3 separate regions of the Homo sapiens genome follow, and all the other regions are linked to region 3. Evidence: read pairs that join two places in POLR2A ChIA-PET (ENCODE). Cell type or tissue: GM12878. All regions are shown on one strand. Region 1 overlaps MYO16 (myosin XVI). Region 2 overlaps COL4A2 (collagen type IV alpha 2 chain). Region 3 overlaps MYO16 (myosin XVI).

The links. Peaks named below come from ENCODE experiments on the same cell type or tissue, not always from the same donor. Only the 100,000 strongest peaks of a DNase experiment are listed, where the experiment ranks them.
Region 1: POLR2A ChIA-PET joins it to region 3 with 5 read pairs; 2 of 35 experiments call an interaction of 5 or more read pairs at or near these places.
Region 2: POLR2A ChIA-PET joins it to region 3 with 8 read pairs; 1 of 35 experiments calls an interaction of 5 or more read pairs at or near these places.

Annotation. Positions count from the first base shown.
Region 1 is chr13:108,681,212-108,685,211 of GRCh38, reverse strand. The region is part of intron 2 of MYO16 (myosin XVI); the gene reads right to left. Among named protein-coding and RNA genes, the nearest start is that of MYO16, 54 kb to the right of the region's middle. In GM12878, no CTCF peak of the experiment used is centred here; no DNase peak of the experiment used is centred here.
Region 2 is chr13:110,358,013-110,362,012 of GRCh38, reverse strand. The region is part of intron 4 of COL4A2 (collagen type IV alpha 2 chain); the gene reads right to left. Among named protein-coding and RNA genes, the nearest start is that of MIR8073, 19 kb to the right of the region's middle. RefSeq lists enhancers at 653-1,153, 1,154-1,654. In GM12878, no CTCF peak of the experiment used is centred here; a DNase peak (open chromatin) is centred at 2,113.
Region 3 is chr13:108,631,414-108,635,413 of GRCh38, reverse strand. All of the region lies in intron 1 of MYO16 (myosin XVI), which reads right to left. Among named protein-coding and RNA genes, the nearest start is that of MYO16, 3.8 kb to the right of the region's middle. In GM12878, no CTCF peak of the experiment used is centred here; a DNase peak (open chromatin) is centred at 2,447.

The sequences.
Region 1 (4,000 bases), 50 kb before region 3:
ATCTCTACTAAAAATACAAAAATTAGCTGGGCATGGTGGCATGCGCCTGTAGTCCCAGCTACTCAGGAGGCTGAGGCAGGAGAATGGCTTGAACCCGGAAGGTGGAGGTTGCAGTGAGCCGAGATCGTGTCACTGCACTCCAGCCTGGCAACAGACCGAGACTCTATCTCAAAAAAAAAAAAAAAATTGGGGTGGTTCCCATGACCCTCTTCTTGGGTTCAATAATTTGTTAGGACAACTCCCAGAACTCAGGGAAACACTTGACTTACGTTTACCATTTACTATAAAGGGTACTAAAACACAGAGTGATGAACAGCTGGCAAAGAGGCACATAAGGCGGGTCTGGGGCCAGGCATGGAGCTTCCAGGCTCACCAGGCGGCCCTCACAGCTCCCCAGTGTGTTCAGTAATCCGGGAACTCTCTAAACCCCATAGTTCAGAGGTTTTTATGGAGTCTTCGTTACATAGGCATGTTCGCTTATTAACTCAACATCCAACTTCTCTTCCTCCTCCAAAGTTTAGGGGTTGGGGCTGAGAATTCCAAGCTCATAATCATGGCTGGGTGACCAACCCCCAGCCAGAAGCCACCAGGGGCTCCCTTATTAGAACAAAACATGTCCCTATCACCCAGGAAATTCCAAGGGATTAGGAGCTCTGCCTCAGATAGGAACTCTGTGTCAGAAACTAAGGTCAGAGATCAAATATATATACAGATCCACAGATCCACAAATAGACACAGATACAGATATATACACACACAATAAGAGATATATATCTTGTTCTATCACAATAGCACATACCCCCTTTCCTCTTGCTGGTGTTGCCCTCACAGATCTCTTGTATATCTAACCTCCTCTTTGTGTTCACTTCTCAGTGGATCCAAACTAACCCAGGCTTGCTAAAAGGAGACACAAGCCAAAACACACCTTTCATGCTTGAAACAATCTCATAAGATGAAAAGAGAATGCCCTAGGGGTTGCCCCTGCTTGGAATCCAGCCTGCACACCCCTCCTGTGGCATCTAAGAAGGCAACACATCTGACTAGGCGCGGTGGCTCACGCCTGTAATCCCAGCACTTCGGGAGGCCGAGGCGGGCGGATCACGAGGTCAGGAGATCGAGGCCATCTTGGCCAACATGGTGAAACCCCGTCTCTACTAAAAATACAAAAATTATCTGGGTGTGGTGGCACATGTCTGTAATCCCAGCTACTCAGGAGGCTGAGGTAGGATAATCACTTAAACCCGGGAGGCGGAGGTTGCTGTGAGCCGAGATCGCGCCACTGCACTCCAGCCTGGCGACAGAGCGAGACTGTTTCTAAAAACGAAAAGAAGGCAACACATCTTACTCCTTCAGAATCGCCAGAGGCATAAAGCATGTTTCTTCCTATCATCTGTCCCACTCAAAAAAGAAGTTCAGGGGACACACACCAGGGCCCCAGATTCTCAGGCTTAATGCTAAACCTTATCTTTCTACAATTCAAATGGGATGTAAAATTGTGTTTGTGATCTTTATTTTTATTAGAACAAGAAGGTAATTCTTTTTCTTTATAGAATAATTTTCAATTGAGAAGGAAACAGAGGCAGTTGTCAAATCTATGTTGTCCCAGGGTATTCAAAAATGGCTTCCACAATCACGCGGCAGTGCTTAGCCCAGTTAGAGCTTCTCAGATAACACACCAATTCTGCATAAAGCAGCTCATTTATCAGACACAGATTTCCCGCTTGTAAATGCTTCCCATGAGAGTTAGGTCATGGACTATAAGGTTTGGGTATTTTTCTTTCTTTCTTTCTTTTTTTTGGCAAATTGCTAAATTAATCAGTAATTCTTACTGTCTGTCGTCAAAGGCTACTATAGAACAGGAGGAAGGAAGGAAAGGGAAGCTTCTCCTGTGAGCCTGTCACAAGCCAGCAACTCTGCTTGGGATTGTAAATGATTGAGGACATAATCTCACATCTGAGTTGCTTAAAGTGGGAAGGATAAGGCACTTATATCGAGAATTGAATCATAATTGTATAAATAAGTGAATTATAGATCCACAGATAAAATGCCTGTAGGCGTACAGAAGAGAAATACAACTCCTTCAGCTGAGGAAACCAGGGGAGATTTCTGAAGGAGATACTATTTAATTCAGGCATTAAGATGAATAGAATTTAGATATTTTGAGATGGGGGTAAGGATGAGAAACAGAAAGAGGAAACACACAGAGGCCATTTATACAGCACCCTTGACATTAGTGGCTCCATCTTAGAAAAAGACTCTATCTTACATTTCATAAGGCACGTTGCCAGCAGGGATCAGATATTTTGCCTGATCAATAAAGATGCATCCAGCCAGATAAAGACATGACCAAGCACATTCTTCCACTATCAGTCCTAACCAGGGGACTCTTGCCCATAAAAAGAGCAAGACTTCAGCAGCTCGAAACGGCCTCTTAACAGACACTATCTTACTGTCCCTTGTGATAAGCACCCAGAATCTACCACCGAAGGCTCTGCCCACATCACTGACCCTTCCATGCACGACTCATGGTCTGCCCAGGCCAGACCAGGATATTCTTTTTGTCTACATCTCTCTCCCTGGACTGGTTCCTTAACCCTTTTTCTTTCCCCTTGATGTTAAATGTCACTTTGTTTGTTGTGGAATATTTAATCTATAGCATTTATCTATTGATTACATATACTAGTATATATGGTTTGCAATCTTGATTGATGTGTGGAGTGGCTTGAGCCTGTGTGCCCGCGGCTCTGACTACAAGTGAATGGGAAGCACCACCGAGAATTGTCTCCCTGGGAATTCCATGCAGCCCGTGATTGAAGTAACGTCAGTAAAAGCCTGACATTGTGGGAAGACACAAACCTGGGCCTCTTGTTATCTCTGACATTGCACTGCTCACAATAGGCAGAAAATGAACCACTGTATTCAAGGAACGGCAAGGTCCCTATTAGATCATATTCATCATGTTTCTCAACAGAGATGATTGAGGCATTTGGAATGGGACAGGCATTTTTCTGTTTAGCACTGTGCCATAGACTGCACAATGTTTAGCATGTCTATCCCCTGAACGGATAATATCAGTGGTATCCAAGAGTAATTTAGCAAATATGTGAAGTTGAAAACCACTAGAATCTAACTCAAATTGGAGCGTGGTGGGGGTTACTGAAACAGATTCCTGGCCCCACCCTCCAGTTTCTGATTTAGCAGGTCTGTGATGGGGCCTGATCATTTACATTTCTAACAAGTTCTCAGATGAGGAGGATGCCGCTGTCCTGGGAACGGTCTTGGGGCACCATTGTTTATGGAGTATAACATAGAGAAATGGAAAGTCATATTGGAATAATGAGATTGTGGAGGACCATGAATAGCAATGTAGTTATACGGATAAAGAGTCTCTGAAGTCAAATGCCTAACTACATTTCTACATTCCATTCAAGACTTAGAGAGAAACATAAAAGAGAAACATGGATGGCTTTAGAAATCTCTTAGGAGAGAAACAAAACTCTGGCTCTCTCTCTCTTTATTTACCACCCCCACCCCCATAGCTGTGGAACAGCACTACTAGCAGAGTAATAACAAGGAGCACATGTTCACCTTCTTGATGGAAAAAAAAAGAAAGATGAGGAAGATGAGAAAAACAAGACCAATGGGACGGGTATTTATTCTGGACCATAAGCTCCACGAATCAAGAACCTCACCTGCCTTGGCTCAGTACAACCTCCCACACAGAACACAATTCTGGGCACATATATGCCACAGAAAACATATTTGGCAAACAAATGAATGAATGAGAGCTGAAACAACATTGGAAATGAATAGTAGGCAATGGAGAAGGATGATGTAAAAGTTACAAGCATCACTTTAGGCACCGAGTCACATGCAGGGTGAAGAGCAAAGCCTTTTACTGAAACTCCTTAGTGGAGTCTGGAAGGGAGACGTGAAAGACCCATGGTCAGTTTATACAGAGAATATCAAATATAACTATTAGATTTCAGACTGAAGTTTC
Region 2 (4,000 bases), 1.7 Mb before region 3:
AAAGAATTTGTCTAAGTCCCCAGACTTGAGTTTTGTTTTGGACTCTGCCACAATCTGGGTGTGAGATTTGCAGAGGCCATTTCCCTCCTGAAGTCAGTGTGCTCGTACGTGAACTACAGGACATGGGCTGGCTCCTGGCTCAGCTCCTCCCAGCTCTGCCCAGGGAGGGGAAGTGGGCAGTGCCAAGCAGCCGGTACACAGCTCCTGCCTTGCCTCTTCAGGCCTCAACTCTGTGGCTTGCTGGAATTATCTATGGGACTGGGTGGTTCTGTCTGGGTGAAGCAATTCTCTCCCTGCTGGGAGAGTCTACCACTCACCGCCCAAGGATGAACAAAGCTCTGCAAATTGACCCAAAGCTCATTCACTGGTCACATGAGAATCCATTTGGAACTGGAATCCATAGTATGCTTGTGATTTCTGCTTCGTGTCCAAAAGTTATCCAGTGACGTACAACTTCCGATGTTGGCTGTCACCATGGTGACGCACAGATGAACTGGGGTACCATGCCCATAAAAGGCTGAGCTAGCCAAGTGCTGGGGTGTGGCGAGTCTGCAGCCAGGCATTTCCAGGGCTGTTACAGTAGCACCACAGGGAAGAGAGACGGGAGCCACCCCAGGGGAAGCTGTGGGAAAGAACAAACTATGCACACAGCCCTTTCGACAGCAAGCTCTGTCCAGCTGCTATTTTTATGTATTATCTTACTTTAAAAAAATACTATCAGTCCAAAAGTAGGGCAGACAGAGCAATGCTTCTGCAAGAGCACATTTGGGAAAATCTGTTAATTAATAAATAGTTAAGCCACATGCACCGGATTTGTAGTATTGAAACAGATGCTCTATCTTAAAAATGTTTTAATACAGTAGATGCAGCAGTCCTGAGAGTAATTGTCTCCTGTAACACACAGAAGAATATCTCCAGGAATAAGAAAATGGTAAATGGCATCACTGATCTCTTTCTTACCTTTTATCATCAGCTATTTCTATCACTTTATCAGTGAATGTTCAGGGTCTCACCTGAATTAACAGAGCAGCCCTGTGTGCTGATTGTTAACACACTCCAGTGACTGGCTGTGTGGTCCCTTGGCAGCACGGGCCTCGGCCCAGGTGAAATGACAGTGTCAAGCATCACGCAGCACCCAGAGGTACAGGTACAGCCAGATTTCAGGCCACATGAGTGCTGCGCGTGCACAGTGGATCCCACAGTCCAGGCCCCGGGGTGGGGGGCGGGTATCGTTTGCCTCTGTCTTTTGTACAACCCTTCAGACAGCTGCCAATCACAGCTTAATTGGATCAGTGTTGATAACCCGTCTGGATAACTAGAGGACAGCCAAGCCCACACGGAGTTTTGGATTACTCAAGTTAATCAGATTAACCAGAAGGTGTCGATTTTTCATTTTACTTGGCAAAGTATAGAAAGAGACTCAAGGTGTTTCCTTCACTAGGGACGCTGGGAAATAAAAAGGTCTCAATGCCTGTGCTGTGAATTCGTGAAATCACAGAGTCTTGGGGATCCTTAGAAATCCCCTCCTAATAACCTCACTGAAAAGACCTCTGGCATCGTGTAACAGTACACTGCTATGCAGATGCCATTATATACTGAAATAATCTGAACTAGCTATGTTTACTGAAGAATCAAATTCTCCTAAAGGCATTATGGAAAATGTTACTATGTTGATTCTGCATTAAATAATCATAGAAAGTGAAAAGAACAGATCCGGTCACCTCTACTCAGTTTGTTTGGGTTCTGTTTATCTGATGACATGGAGAAGAATGCAGAGTCGCTCTAGACACGAACTCCGTCCCACACAGCTAGTCTCACAGATATGTGTATACCACCAATTCTATCCATGCCCATATAAGGCTGAGCCAGTCAAGGGCTGCGGGGTGGAGAGTCTGCAGTCAGGCATTCTCATCACTGCCACAGAAGTGTCGTTGGGAAAATCCATAGCATGAGACCCAGGGGAATTTTACATCTTGTGAAATGGCTTCCATAAACTTAAAAATTATTTAGCCTTGTTAAGTGCTGATAAATGATCTTCAACCAGCAATTTCTAAACCATAAAGTCCCCACAGCAGGCAGAGGAATGCTTAACCGAAACAAAAATAACTGTTTTGAGAAGTGCAACTAATGATGAATGCAGCAGGTGGAGAGATGGGAGCTTTGATCAAAGGGGCAGGAAGCCTCCTCAGTTGTGATTTTTGACAGTGAAATAATGATCAGTCACAGGTCAGGAAATAGGAAGACAGTATTTATAAAGAGGTTCCCTATCACGAACTGTGCCCATTTGATTTTGTGGAGGGGACACAGGAGAGGAGGCAGCGGCATCGCACCTCAGCCCTGGAGGCCAAGCTCCAGCAGAGGGTCGTTCTTCCTGGCAGGTAGGGATGGGAAATGGCTACGGTAGAAACTGACTTCAGGATTCAACTTGGGGAAACTCATTTGGACACCCAAGGGCTGTTATAATTTCTGATTCCAACAACATCAGGGCAATTCAGGGAAGAGTTTCCAGTTGCCTTGACAACCTGGCATTTGCCAAACGAAGGTGTAGACAAGCATGTGTCCTAGGGTAGATACATGAGTCCAGGGAATAAAGGCAAGGAGGCTGTGTCATAAAACAAAATACTACTCCCCACACCTTCACACATGCAAGATGGACTTAAAGGTGCACATATAAATAATACTTTTAAACCAAGTAACACCAAGACTCAGTTTTAAAGATATCAGTTTTAAAGGCAACAGAATCAGAGATCAATCACTTTGATTGAACATATTAAATCCAATATCAGGGCAATATTTCAAATTCTGCCAGATGTAATGGTGATGATTTGGGGTACCCTTTTTTCCTCTTACTTATCTATCAGACGGACCACATCAAAGACATTCAGGGAGTAAATATTTTCAAAGTGAGAATTGTTAGCAATGATACAACTGCCAGTGCTCCCTAGTTTGTATAACTATATTGCAGTATAAATGCAACTACTTTTTTCTTTACAGAATATTTTTATGACATTTCTGCTTATTATAACTATAAAACATCATTGCTTTATATATGCACATATATACACACATGCAAACACACGTACGTACTTATAATGAACAATGAATGAAAGAAAAGATGCTTATGAAAATTAAAATTGCTCTCAATTTTGTAGGAAAGTGGTATACATTGACCCAATTTTGCATTATATTATTGTTTGTTCTAGTGGAACAGAATACAATTGATTAAATTTCTTAGCAAAGTATGCAATGACTTACTCAGAAAATTTAAGACACTCTCATTTCAAATGGAAGTACAATCAGGCACCGCATCATGACTTTTTGGTCAACAACAGACTGCACTGAAGATAGTGGTGCCCTAAGATGACACCGGATCTGCCCAGCGCATAACCCACATGTTTGTGGTGGTGCTGGTGGGGACAAACCTGCTGTGTTGCTGGTTGCATCAAAGTGTGGACATGCAGTTACATGCAGTGTATGACACTTGGTGACAAGCAACTGCGTCACTGTTTTCTGCATTTACTATACTCTACTTTTTATTGTTATTTTGGAGTGTACTCCTATTTATATGTGTACATATGTTAACTGTAAAATAGCCTCAGGCAGGTGCTTCAGGAAGAATCCAGAAGCAGGCATTGTTCCCAGAGGGGATGACGGCTCCATGCGTGTTATTGCCCCGAAGACCTTCTGGTGGGACAAGATGTGGAGGTGAAAGACAGTGATATTGATTATCCTGAGCCCGTGTAGGCCCAGGCTCCCATGTCTGTTTGTTTCTTTGTTTTTAACAAAAAAGTTTAAAAAGTAAAAAAAAATTTTTTTAATAGAAAAAAACATCGAATAAAAACGTAGAAAAAGAAAATATGTTTGTACAGCTGTACAATGTGTGTTTTAAGCTAAGTGTTATTGCAAAAACAGTCAAAAAGTTTAAAAAGTTTAACAGTTTATAAAGTAAAAAAGTTATAGTAAACTAAGGTTAATTTATTACTGAAGAAAGAAAAATATT
Region 3 (4,000 bases):
TAAAAACCCAGTGTAAATAATGAAAACACATATGAAGAAATTTGACTAGTTAAAAGTGGTGGAACACCCTTAACTATTTATTATATAAAATGGAGAGCCCCACAGGAAACCATATTTCGACGATGGAGTTGACATCCTTTTGGGAGGAAGGCACGTTTCCGGGTTGGCTGAGGTGCAGTGATGCGAGTCCTTTGATTGCTGGTTGTGGTAATCTGAAGTGCTACTCCTCACTGAAAGAAATCTAGCAGTTTCTACAAAACCTTAAACTACACATACCATTTGATTCAATGTTACTGCTCTTGTGAATCAATATTCCTATAAGCCAAAATACTTAAACAGAATGTCTTAATGCCTGTCAAAAAAGAAGAGTTTAATAAATAGATGGTTTAATAAATGCTATAGACTATTACACTACTTAGCTATCAAGAAACAATGCCTAGATATATAATTTGCCAGAAAAGATGTCCATGTTGTTAAGAGACAGAAGGGAGGGCTGCCTAAGGGGACATCTGGGCTAAAGGTTCATATGTGGGAAAATATAGATGATGCTTAAAGCCATGAGAATGGATGAGGTTGTCAAAAGAAAGTTAGGGCCACGCCCGAAGAAGAAGAGAAAGCCAGCAACTGGGGTGGAGGAAAAGCTGCTAGTGAATTAGGAGAAAACCCCCAAGAGCTGCAGAAGAAGACGTGGTAATCACATCAGAAATTAAGGAACATGAGGCAGGTCTAGTGTCCATTGGATTTTGCCACATAAAGGTGGTTTAAGTAAAGTGGATTCCACTGAGTGGTAAAGGAAAGCAGCGGGATGCAGTCATGGAAGAGGAGACAAGGAGGTGAGGGTCGAAGGCCACGGGCATGGGCAATCGTTTCAAGGTATGACCTGCAAACAAGGAAATGGGGTGGTGGCCCGAGGGAAGAGAGAACAAGGGGGGACTTTTGCTTAATTGGAAGATGGATGGATTGGCCACATATTCACTCTGTTGGAAGCTGATGCAGGAGAGAAAGGGGAGAGCTGAAGGGAAATGCAAGCTTGCAGGAGGCAGAAGGAGACAGAATTGCAAGCGCACTGGCCTTGGACACACAGGAGGAAATTCAGGACTGCAGGTGAGAAGTGGGCAAAGAGGAATACATGCGCAGACACTCTGCAGATTTAATGGTGGGAGGGTAGGTTTGTAACTCCTCAGCCTGGGAGATTGGAGTTAGAAGAAGGGGTCTCTAGGCATGAGCAGTCGTGCCTACCGTAGAAACAAGACGAGGGTACAGGAGAGTGCTGCCTGCCTGGGTGAGATGTTTGATCATGATGTTAAATGAAATCAGTCTGCTTTTGCTCTGATGTCCTCCTTCAAGGGTCATCCAGCTCCTCTGGGGCAAGGACAGACATGCTGGAAAGGGGGGTTCCACCTTGGGTAGGTATTCGTCACTCGAGTGGAACAGAGGGAGGTGAGGGCAAGGAGTGAAGTGGCTTCAGCAATGGACTATGGGCGCTGGACCAGGCGGAGAGCAGGATATGGGAGAGTGAGGACATGGAGGGAGCAGCTTCTGGGTGTGTTAGTGCATTGCAGAAACACTGCAGTGAAAGTTCTTGAATGAGCGAACAGTGTGTGCGATAGCTAGAAAAGTGAGGAAAGCATTTTACTGGAGGTGGTGTTCATCAGCATGAGTGGCTTGAGGAAAAAAATGGGTTTTAACCTTGGTATCATAAAACATGTTTAATATGTGTGATCATTAATACTCAGTGTCAACTTGGTTGGATTGAAGGATGCAAAGTATTGTTCCTGGGTGTGTCTGCAAGGGTGATGTCAAAGGAGATTAACATTCAAGTCAGTGGACTGGGAGAGGCAGACCCACCCTCGATCTGGATGGACACCATCTGATCAGCTGCCAGTGCAGCTAGGATAAAAGCAGGCAGAGGAACATGGAAGAACCAGGCTGGCTGAGTCTTCCAGCCTACATCTTTCTCTCATGCTGGATGCTTCCTGCCCTTGAACATCAGACTCCAAGTTCTTCCGCTTTTGGACTCTTGGACCTTTGACCACAGACTAAAGGCTGCACTGTCAGCTTTCCTACTTTTGATATTTTGGGACTCTGACTGGCTTCCTTGCTCCTTAGCTTGCAGATGGCCTATTGTGGGACCTCACCTTGTGATTGTGTGAGTTAATTCTCCTTAATAAACTCCCCTTTATATATACATCTATCTTATTAGTTCTGCCCCTCAAGAAAGCCCTGACTAATACAACATATAAAGTAACAGATTTTCTGATACAATTCGTTCTTAGGTGTTGTAAATGAATTCTCAGCTCTGGAGAATATTCATTTTAAATAACTTTAACCTTCCTCCTGCTGCAAACAATGCTGCCCCAAACCCGTATGCTTAGAGAAGAGCTGAACCAGGAGAGAAATAGGTCAGGTGTAGTTATTGCAATGCTTCACCCCCAGAGGCACGTGAAGGGAACTCCACAGGTAGACCTCAAGCCTCCGCTTCAGTTCATTAAAACAAAAGTAGTTTCAAGTCTCACATGGCCTTAAAGTTCTGTGAGCCCATGACTCCCTTGAGTTCCATTTCTCATTTCTGCTTGCGCCTCAGCTGGGGCCTGGTCATGTTCATGTGTTACCTCTCAACAGGCATGGGGCTCTGAGACTGGCTCTCACTGCAGATCTGTCTAAAGCTACTTCTCAGCTACCAAGATACATGAAATGGCCACACTTTTTGCTGTGGTGTTCCTACACTTTCCTGCTATATCCTGCTTCCACAGTAAATTTTTACACTCTAGTTTTTAACCCTTCTCTAAAATAAAGTAAAAATGTTTTACAAAGTAACAGATATTATCATAAACTGGAGATAACAACTGTTAGATTAAGTTTCGACCTTGAAGCGTATAATTTTTTCACCTTAGATGATGAGTATTTTCCCAGGTGACTAACAGTTCCTTGCGAGCATTAGCTATTGGTCACCCAGCATCCCACCTGAAGGCTTCCTGTGATTCACTAGGAGCACATGGGATGCTAATGTTGCACATTTCAGAAGGTCCTGCTCCTGCCCTGGAATTCATCCACTTCCTGCATTGCTGTCTGGCTTGAAAGTGAACGTGCTATGGTGATAAATCTGGCTCAGAATGAAAGACAGATATGTGGTAGAAATGCAGGACAGGCGAAGAAGGAATGGAGTGTGACGAAGGCCGATGAACCTCGCCAGCAGATCAGCCCAATATGGGAGACAACAATTTGGGAAAATCTTACGCATCAGGAACAACCATTAAACCATGAATTATGATCCTTATCAATAAACCCTTAGGATACCATGAGGGCATTCACTCTTTTTTTTTTTTTTTTTTTTTGAGTTGGGGTTTTGCTCTTGTCACCCAGGCTGGAGTGCAATGGCGCGATCTCAGCTCACCGCAAGCTCCGCCTCCCGGGTTCAAGCAATTCTCCTGCCTCAACCTCCCAAGTAGCTGGGATTACAGGCTCCCACCACCACACCCAGCAAAATTTTGTATTTTTAGTAGAGACAGGGTTTCACTATGTTGGCCAGACTGGTCTTAAACTCCTGACCTCAGGTGATCCGCCTGCTTTGGCCTCCCAATGTTCTGGGATTACAAGCGTGAGCCATCACGCCCGGCCTTCTTCTATATTTTGTTCATCCTTCCAAGATATAGCTCAAGATGCATTTTTTTCATAAAACACCCTTCACTAGTTCAGCACAGAATGCAGTATAATTTCTGAACTCCTTAACACATCGCACCATTTCTCCAGTAAAGTTAGCATTTCATAATATTCATGCTTCCTTTCCATTTTATAGACTGTCACACTCAAAGCTTAGAAAGCAGTCAGATCTTTAGTAAGTAGTTGCTAATTACTTTCAGAAATGCATCAGGAATGTTTAAATTCATTAATTTTAGATTTCATCTCTTATACTAGCATGCTAAAAGAAATATCTCACAGGCTCCAATTGACATCACCAATTTTCTGAAATGTCTACAATTTTCCGAAATTCTACAATCAA